Regions from separate parts of the Homo sapiens genome. Here region 2 is linked to region 1. Evidence: chromatin contacts called from ENCODE Hi-C data. All regions are on one chromosome and are shown on one strand. The core of a region is the stretch at or near the end of the contact, and the rest is flanking DNA. Distances in the headings are between cores, read along the strand shown.

What was found. A loop is a pair of places that touch in the nucleus more often than their neighbours do. Pooled maps may share reads with other maps.
Region 2: a pooled map shows a loop between it and region 1 (2.4-fold over the local background). The contact joins the promoter of LCN10 here to the promoter of EDF1 in region 1. A Hi-C loop is called at or near these places in 1 of 50 pooled maps.

The regions. Positions count from the first base shown.
Region 1 is chr9:136,865,058-136,870,040 of GRCh38, forward strand. It overlaps EDF1 (endothelial differentiation related factor 1), which reads right to left and starts at 1,251. Exons shown (of 5, transcript NM_003792.4): 1 at 1,124-1,251. The coding sequence starts at 1,201. RefSeq lists silencers at 953-1,142, 1,243-1,552.
Region 2 is chr9:136,741,083-136,745,303 of GRCh38, forward strand. LCN10 (lipocalin 10) reads right to left here and starts at 1,858. Exons shown (of 6, transcript NM_001001712.3): 1 at 1,705-1,858; 2 at 799-938; 3 at 170-279. The coding sequence starts at 1,821. LCN6 (lipocalin 6) reads right to left here. Exons shown (of 7, transcript NM_198946.3): 4 at 4,088-4,198; 5 at 3,558-3,659; 6 at 3,257-3,282; 7 at 2,935-3,060. The coding sequence ends at 3,580. RefSeq lists a silencer at 1,263-1,362.

The sequences.
Region 1 (4,983 bases), core at 1-2,500:
ATTTGGTTTTGACTGTGCAACCAGTAAGGGTAGGGCAGACCAATGAATCCCTGTCACCAGAGCCCCAGCGCATCCTGGCCCAACTGGCCTCAAAGGCTTCAGCCCTAGGCCACCTGAGGGTACGAATGAGGCAGAGGCGGTGACTAAACTGTCCTCCCTATTACATCAGACTCACAACTGACCCTCGGATCCATCAGCCACATTGGTAATCTCCTTCCACAAGTACTGTTCAGGGCACGCCCATCTTCCACCTGTGCAACAGGGTCCACCTGCTCATGGGGTCCCCTGAAGCAGGCACTCTCTACAGCCTGTGATGCACCCAGGCAGGCTCCCTGGGCAGTATCTGACCAGCGGAGACCAGTAGAACCAAGCAGGTCCCAGGCAGAGAGAAAACTCTCAGGGAGGAGCCTACCCCCTGTCCCCAGCTCCCACTCAGGTCACTAACCTCTGCCCCGTCACCCAGTCTCCCGCCCCAGGCCCTCAACTGCTGTCCAATGGCCCCCAGCCCTATCCCAACCCCAATTCCCCACCTTCATCGCTGGTTCCTGCTGCTTGCCCCAGTCCCCACCCCTGTCCTAAGCCCTGTACCCCACTCTACCCTGTTCTTCCAAGCCCTGTCCCCATCTCCATCCCTGCCCCCGTTCCCAGTGCCCACCCTGGTTCTCTGTCCCCTATCCTCACACAAGGCCCCCAGCCTTGTCCCCGTCCCCGTCCCCACCTCCTGCCTCTGTCCTCACACCTGTCCCCACCAACAGTCCCTGCCCCTATCCCCTCCCCGCCCCACCCTGGCACTGGTCCCGGCCCTATCGCCTGCCCCTTGCCCCGTCCGGTTCCCTGCTCCTCTCCTCCTCCAGTCGCCCGCCCCCTGCCTCCTGGGTCCGTCCATCCCCTCCTGGGTCCGCCCCCCACCTTCCCACCCCTGTCCTGGCCCGGTCCTCCTACCCCTGCGATTCGCCCCGCCCTTCGAACCCCGTCCTGCCCCCGGCACCCCAGCCTTGTCCCCGTCCCCTGCGCCCTGTCCCAGGCCCCGCCTGCCCTTCCCCGAGCCCCCTGCCCCACGGTCCGTGGCCCCGGCCCAGCGTCCGCCCCGCCCGGCCCGGCCGCTCCTCAGTCAGCAAAGCACCTGCTTGGATTTGGCCTGGGCGGCCGTAGGGCCCTTCTTGCGCAGCACCGTCACCGTGTCCCAGTCGCTCTCGGCCATGGCGGGCGAAGACGAGCGTCCGTCCGGCGGCTCAGCGGCAGCTGCTAGAGACCTGGCGCGGCGACGCTACGTCCCCTCGGCACCTCCCCGCTTTCGGCGTCCCATTGGCTGGCTGCACGCGGGGGGCGGGCACTTCCCGTGCTCGGGGCCATTCGGCGTTCGGCTCGTCTGAGGGACGTCGTGGCCGGGCGCCGGCGACGTAGGGAAGGCGACGTCGGGGCCTGGCCTGGCCTGGCGAGGCGCGGTAGCCGCTGGGGCTGCAGGTCGGGAGGACCCCGGAGCCCGGGCCCCGCGGCCTCCGAGCACACGCGGGCGGCGGCTGCGCCCCGACGCGCAGCCCCCGTGCCTCCCCGGGCCCCGCACCCCGGCCGGGCCACGCGGGCGGAGGGGGCGCGGGGTCTCCGCTCTAGCCGTGCGGCCGCCCCCCTTTGTTTTGCCGCCTGCGCGGCTGGGACCTGCGCTCGAGGACCAGGGCCGTGGGGCCCGAAACGCAGCGTGGGGTGGGACACTTTTTTTTTTTTAACTTTTATTTTTTGAGATGGAGTCTTGCTCTATCGCCCAGGCTGGGTGCCGTGGCGCGATCTCGGCTCACTCCGTCTCCCGGGTTCATGCCATTCTCCTGCCTCAGCCTCCCGAGTACCTGGGACTACAGGCGCCAGCCACCACGCCCGGCTAATTTATTTATTTTATTTTATTTTATTTTTAGTAGAGACGGGCCAGGATGGTCTCGATCTCCTGATCTCGTGATCCGCAGGTGGGACTCTTTAAGAAAAAGAACGCAAGCCGGGCACGGTGGTTCACGCCTGTAGTCCCAGAACTTTGGGAGGCCGAGGCGGGCGTATCACCTGAGGTCGGGAGTTCGAGACCAGCCTGACCAACATGGAGAAACCCCGTCTCTACTAAAAATACAAAATTAGCCGGACGTGGTGGCGGGCACCTGTAATCTCAGCTACTCGGGGAGGCTGAGGCAGAAGAATCAGTTGAACCCGGGAGGCGGAGGTTGCGGTGAGCCGAGATCGCGCTATTGCACTCCAGCCTGGGCAACAAGAATGAAACTGCGTTTCAAAAAAAAAGAAAAAGAATGGAAAACTGTGAAAACATCGGTTGCAAAAATGAATGGTTTTGCATGATGTTTATTTTCTGTAATGTATAAAGTGTATATGTTATATGACAATAATTCTGTAATACCCTATTTTCCAGCCGTTTTGTATAATGAGAAAGGTCATTATACATTATCATTGAACAACTTTTTTAGGATTTTTATTTTTATAGACAGGGTCTCACTCTGTGGCCCACGCTGGAGCACAACATTGAGATCTCAGCTCACTGCAGCCTCGACGTCCTGCGCTCAAGCGATGGGACTATAGGCGCGGCCCCCACGCCTGGCTAATTTTTGTATTTTGTGGGGTAGAGATGGGGTCTCCGTGCCGCCCTGGCTCGTCGGTCTGGAACTCCTGAGCTCGCGTGATCCTCCCGCCTCGGCCTCCCAAAGCCTGGGATTACAGGCTTGAGCCACCGCAGGCCCTAATCATAGTATTGACTTCCGGGCTTTGAATAGATGCTCCACAAACAAGGAACCTGATAAATGCAGTCTCCATCCAAAAAGAAAACATACATAAATGCTGTATTAAATTGGAAATGCTGCATTAGCAAATGCACTCCGCGGAGGAGACAACTGTAATTCTAACCAGGCAGTGGGAAGTTGAGTCTTCTGCTTACCGTTTTTCACACCGGATGATTGGAAGAACCTTGGGGACACACTGATGGCTCCGTCCATACAAACCTTGCTTCTCTGTTTCCCGCCGACTTCCAGCACCAAGCTCCGTTCGGCTAAGGACTCAACAGCCTCAGCCGGCCAGCAAGGATGTGCTTCCACTGAATGAAAATAATCTCTTGTGGCCGGGCGCAGTGGCTCACTTCTGTAATCCCAGCACTTTGGAAGGCCGAGGCGGATGGATCACGAGGTTGAGAGATCGAGATCATCCTGGCCAACACGGTGAAACCCTGTCTCTATTAAAAATACAAAAATCAGCTGGGCATGGTGGTGCGTGCCTGTAGTCCCAGCTACTCAGGAGGCTGAGGCAGGAGAATTGCTTGAACCGGGAGGCGGAGGTTGCAGTGAGTCGACGACACCGCACCATTGCACTCCAGCCTAGGGACAGAGCAAGACTCTGCTGTCTCAGAAAAACAAAAAAAAGAAAGAAAGAAAAAGAAAATATCCCATAAACTCTGACTGGATGTATCTCCACTCAAGTCCCCCTTTGTTGTGTGCCAAAAATGCTTATCGTCACTCCAGTGCCACCAGCCCCCAGGAAGATTGTGATGAAGGTGGAGTTGGCCTGGAAAGAGGCAGCCTTGTTAACACTGCAGTTCAGGCCTCCTAACATGACAAACTTAACCAACACCTGATCTCATGAACGCATTGGGAGGCCCTTTTCAGAGCCTGGGAGACCCATGCAAGTGGGGCTCAGCTAGCTCCGTAGTGAGCCTGGGCTGAGAGAGAGGGGACAGCTACATCTAGCTGTCCTCTGCAGGTGTCCACCAAGACAGCCGTTGTCCCATCTGGCCCTCCATCGGGAGTCCAGGCCTGATGCCACAAGTCACTTGTGCCCTGTCCTTGGCACTCCCTGCACCAAGGCATGATGGATACAGGTGTCTGTGTGAGGCTGTCCTCACTGCCCACTCCGTCCCACTCCATCCCACTCCGTCCGTCCCACTCCGGGGTCGTTTGTTTGCACTCCCTCCTATTCCTGGATTCTTCCGACTTCGGGCCCAGAGGAAAGCAGCTGATACAAAGAAGCAGCTTTGGGGGGTCTGGTGAGCCTCTCGTATCTCACTGGAGATGTTGCACCAGTCTGTCTACCAGTTATCCATTTAGCTTCATGCATGGAGAAAAGACAATTCCAAAGACTTCTGGAGAAAAAAAGTCTCTTCATTTCCATCTGCAGATCTTAGTGTCTCTCTGGCATAATTTCCCTCCAGCCTTTCTTCGGTCCTTTTAGTACCATCTGCTGTAGTTTCATCTTTCATTTAACTGAAAATGTCTCTATTTTGCCCTTGTGTTTGAAGGATACACTATTGTATAAACGTCATCCCATTGTCTTCCAACTTCCATCCTTGCCAGTGAGAATCAGTGATCAGTCATTTGTGTCCTGGTTCCCCAGCAGGTTATGTGACAATGTGGCATGTCCTCTGGCTCTTTCAAGACTATCCCTGTCTTCAGTTTTCTTTTTCTTTTCTTTTTCTTTTTTTTTTCTTTTTTTTTTTTTTTTGAGACAGGGCCTCACTCTGTTGCCCAGGCTGGAGTGCAGTGGCACAATCATGGCTCACTGCAGCCTCAACCTCCTGGGCTCAAGTGATCCTCCCACCTCAGCCTCCCAAAATACTGGAATTACAGGCATGTTCCAACACCCCCAGCCTGATCTTCAGTTTTCTTAGCATGTGCCTAAGCATATTTTCCTTTGTATTTACCTTGCTTGGGTTCACTGAGCTGCTTTTTTATTTTATTTTTTTTTGAGATGGAATCTTGCTGTGTCACCCAGGCTGGAGTGCAGTGGCACGATCTTGGCTTGCTACAACCTCCACCTCCTGGGTTCATGCCCAGCTAATTTTCTTTTCTTTTTTTTTTTTGAGATGGAGTTTCGCTCTTGTCATCCAGACTGGAGTGCAGTGACATGATCTAGGCTCACTGCAACCTCTGCCTCCCAGGTTCAAGTGATTTTCCTGCCTCAGCCTCCTGAATAGCTGGGATTACAGGCACCTGCCACCACGCCTGACTAATT
Region 2 (4,221 bases), core at 608-3,107, 120 kb before region 1:
GCCTCCCCTCCCGGGCCAGGCCGCCCAGCACATGACGTGTGGGCTCTGGGAACACAGCCAGCCTGACGCCTGCCTGCCACGTGCTCTCGGGGACAAGGGGCCTGCTCAAGGCACAGGGGGGTCAGAGGCATATCACGCAGCTCCTCCAGGGCCCAGAGCCCAAGCACACCTCCCTCCTGTCCTTCCCTCGGGCCCGCCGCGTATGCACAGGCGTTCCCAAACACCGGCTTCTTCCCGTCTTTCCTCAGGATCACCTCCTGGGACTGGCACCCCTTCAACCTGGGGCCAAGGCGGGGGCTCAGGCTGCAGACCAGGGAACCCCTCCTCCCGCCTGCCAGCCACCGAGCCCCACCCACACGTCTCGGTCCCGCCCCTGCTCCCGTGGGACCCGGGAAGGTTGGGGCCCCAGGTCCCCAGTTTTTTGCTTCACTATCCAACTCGTGTCAATCTGAGGCTCTGTGGTTTGAGGATTTTCCAATTCGGACTGGGGCCTGTCCCACGGCACGAGAGAAACTCCCAACACCCACCCGTGTGGGGCCCAGGAGCTGCAAGCGGCTTCCTCCCAACACCTACCCATGTGGGGTCCCAAGGTCTGCAGGCAGCTTCCTCCCAACACCCACCCATGTGGGGTCCCAGGGGCTGCAGGTGGCTTCCTCTGAGTTTAGGGGGAGGAAGTGGGGGGACGGTTCTTGTGGAACTTCCAGACAGACAGGCTCCTCCCAGACTCCTTTCCAGCCCCGAGGCAGCTCCCTCCTCCTGGAAGGGGAGACCCTTGCCTGGGGGGCGCTGCCCACTCACCGTCTGAAGGCGAGGAGCACGCGGAGCTGGCCCACTTTGTTCACCTTTACCACGGACGCCCCCAGCTTCCTCTTGTCCCTGGCCGGCAAGAATCCCTGGGCATCAGTGGCAGTGGCCAGAATGTACCAGAACCCTGAAAACTGCGCAGCGGATGTGTGGGCGGGGACAGGAGCTGCCACCGGGGGCTGTCCCCACCCCCGAGGTTCCCAGCTAGAGAACCCAGGAGACAAATGACCCTTCTGTGAGCCGGAGTCCCAGCTCCGCCCAGGTGCCGCCTCGGTCCCGGCCACTCAAGCCCTGGCCACTGGAGCAGGGCTGCAGAGAAGCAGGTGCCCGGCTGGTCAGGGACCCCAGGCAGCAAAGGGCTGGGCTGTGGGCGCCAGCAGGTGGGAGGCCCCCTACCTCAGAGGCCCCGGCTCCTTCCCACATGGCCTCCTGGGGGCTGGGTACTGCTCGGCCACTTCCCTTCCTGCCGGCCCCCGGCCCCCAACTCTGCCTGCTGCCAACCCTAGCGCCCTGGGCACCGCCGTGCCAATGAGTGCTGCTCCCACGGCTCACTCAGCAGGTGCCCGGGCCCTCCCGCTACAGAATATGCCCCGCTTGCTCCACACCCACTCTGCACTCTGGGCGTCTCCCGACCTCCTCGGCCACAGCTCTCTGGGCCCCTCCACCCTGGCCCTCCCTGACCCCCCTGGGCCCCCGAACCCCCTCGAGGCTCCCTGCCTTTGCCCTGCAACTTGCGGGGCCCCTGTGCTGGAGGCTGCAGTGGGAGAGGCCAGGTGGGCAGCGCCCGTGCCTGGAACTGCTGGTAGCCCTGCTCCTGGGCGGCTGCCGGGAGACTGTGCAGGAGCCTGCTCCAGCTCCAGAGCCGGCGCCCGGCTCAGGGACCAGTGGCACATGGCTCACCTTGTTCCAGTTGAGGGCGTGGGACTCCCTGGGGTACCACTCCTGCACCTGGGACCCTGCAGCCAGCACTAGCACCAGCACCAGCACCAGCGCCAGCACCAGCAGCCCCTGCCTCATCTTCACCCTCCTCCCTCAGCCGCCAAGGCCAGTGTTTAAACCTCTCTGGAGCCGCCAGCCTGTGTCGGGAGAGGAGGGAGGGGAGGGAGCGGAGGGAGGCAACAGGTGTGGCCTTGGGCTCTGCTACCCTCTCCCCGCCCAGGGACCACCCCCAGACACTCCAGGGAAGCCGGCACTGCCCCACCTGGTGGTCACTGCTGGCCTGGGCTGCCCTGGCAGACAGAGGCCCCTCTGAGGCCCCAGGACCCTCCTGCCCTCAGTGCCCGGCCTGGGGTCACTGTGTGTGCCCCTGAGACTCATTAAGCCCTGGCCCTCATCCTAGACCTCCCAGGTGACAGGCAAAGGGCTGGTCGTGGCCCTTCTGGGGCAGATGTGGACATGGTGAGCTCTGCGCGGCAGCCACACACACAGCCCCCACCACCTTCTTGAGGGCCTGGCACCAAGCACCTGAGCAGGTGCCGAAGGGCGGGCCGGGGCTGTGTGCCCGTGCCCATGAATGTGTGTGTGTGCATGTGTGGGTGTGTGCTCACATGTGCATGCGTGTGCATGCCCAGCCTTGCAGGTCAAGGCATCTGTGTGCACCTCGCCTCACTCCAGCATGAGCCTCACACAGTCCCCAGCCCCCCATCCAGCCCCGAGACCCCCATGGCCTGTGCTTCTCCCAGGACGGCAGGCAGCGCAGCCCCCCACACCCATCAGAACACAGGAGGACCTGCAGGCTCAGGTGTCTGGGGTCCCTGCCCCTGCCCAGGCAAGAGACACAACCCCAGCCCAGAGAAGCCTGAGCCTGGGGAGTCAGGGGCTGCTCTGAGCCCCACCAGCCACCTCTCTCTTGTCCTGGGCAGTCCTTGGAGCCTCTGGCACCCCAGCTGCGGTCCTGGTGGAGCTCACTGCTGGCTTCCTCCCAGGCTGTGTCCTCTGACCAGCCCCCGCCTCTGAGCCCGGGCCTGAGTTTGGGTGTCTGAAGACCCAGAGGGGCTCTGGCAAGGGACTGGGTTGGGCACGCGTCTTCTTTGCAGCTGGCTCTATGGTTCTGTGGCTTGGCCCTTGGTGACGACCCCCGCCATCCTCCCCGCAATTCCCCGGCTGGCCCCCAGTCAAAAGCATCCTTGGTTTGCTGTGGAATCGCTTTATTCTGAGCTGGTGCTGGGCCCCGGGAGCCGCTGAGCGAGGTGGGTGGACACTGGCCGAGGTCACAGGACCCTGTGGGCGCCATCCCTACTGGGGACGCAGCACTCACTGAAAACCAAGAGGAGTGTGAGGGGGCCCAGCCCACCATGGAGGCTCCTCCACACCCTCAGCTGCCTTAGAGACAGTGGAGCCATGAACCCCGTGGGCTTGGGCAGAGGGTCCTCCCACCCACTGTGCGTAGGGTGGCCTCCCCCACCCCCTTCCCCCAAGAGAGCCCAGGGTGAGGCTCAGGATGGCGGCTTACCAGAAGGATCTTGTGAGCACAGGTGACTAGAAGGGGAGGCAAGACTGGCTGTGAAAAAGGACTGAGCCCCCCAGCACCCCAGGGCCCCACCCACAAGACTCGCCTGCCGTGGGGACAAGACCCCCAGGCCTGACTTTGGGCAGGGGCAGGTGAAGACCCCCTCAGCCTGCCTGACTCCTTCAGGGCGACTGAGTCAGGCAGAAGCCAGAATCAACCCCAGGGTCTCTGTCACCCCATCACGCCCTGTGGGCTCCAGAACTTGCCCCAAGCCTCCCCCGAGGCTGCTCCGGTGGACACTCACGGTCCTTCTGCAGCTGGGCCTGCTACTGTGACAGGAAGCCCAGGCTCCTGCTCCACTTGGTGAAGAGCCCCATGGCCTCCTGGCTGGCTGTCTCCGTCAGACCTGGGGGCACCAGGGCAGTGCAGGGGGAAGCAACCTCTGAGAGCTGGGGAGGGGCCGGGGAGGGGCTGGGAAGGGTCAGGAAGGAGGCCACCTGCCCTGGGATGCTGGCCCCGGTCCTTCCAAAGCCACCTCCAGTGCAGCGAGCCTCAAGGTGGGGGAACTTGGCCTGCATGTGGTCCTGTGCGGCCCACCCACCACACAGCTCCCCACATGGCCCCCGAGCGGCCCACTCACCACACAGCTCCCCATGTGGCCCCAAGCGGCCCACTCACCACACAGCTCCCCACATGGCCCCCGAGCGGCCCACTCACCACACAGCTCCCCACGCGGCCCCCAAGCGGCCCACGCACCACACAGCTCCCAACGTGGGCCCCGAGTGGCCCACGCACCACACAGCTCCCTACGTGGGCCCCGCACAGCACACTTACTGTACAGCTCCACGGTGTTGAAGGGCTCGTCCCCGAACTCCAGCTGAGTGAAGATGATGGCATAGTCTCTGAAGTTGGTGGCCAGCACCCAGAGCTCCAGCACGCCTATTGCTAGGAAACAAAACCCCCCGCCT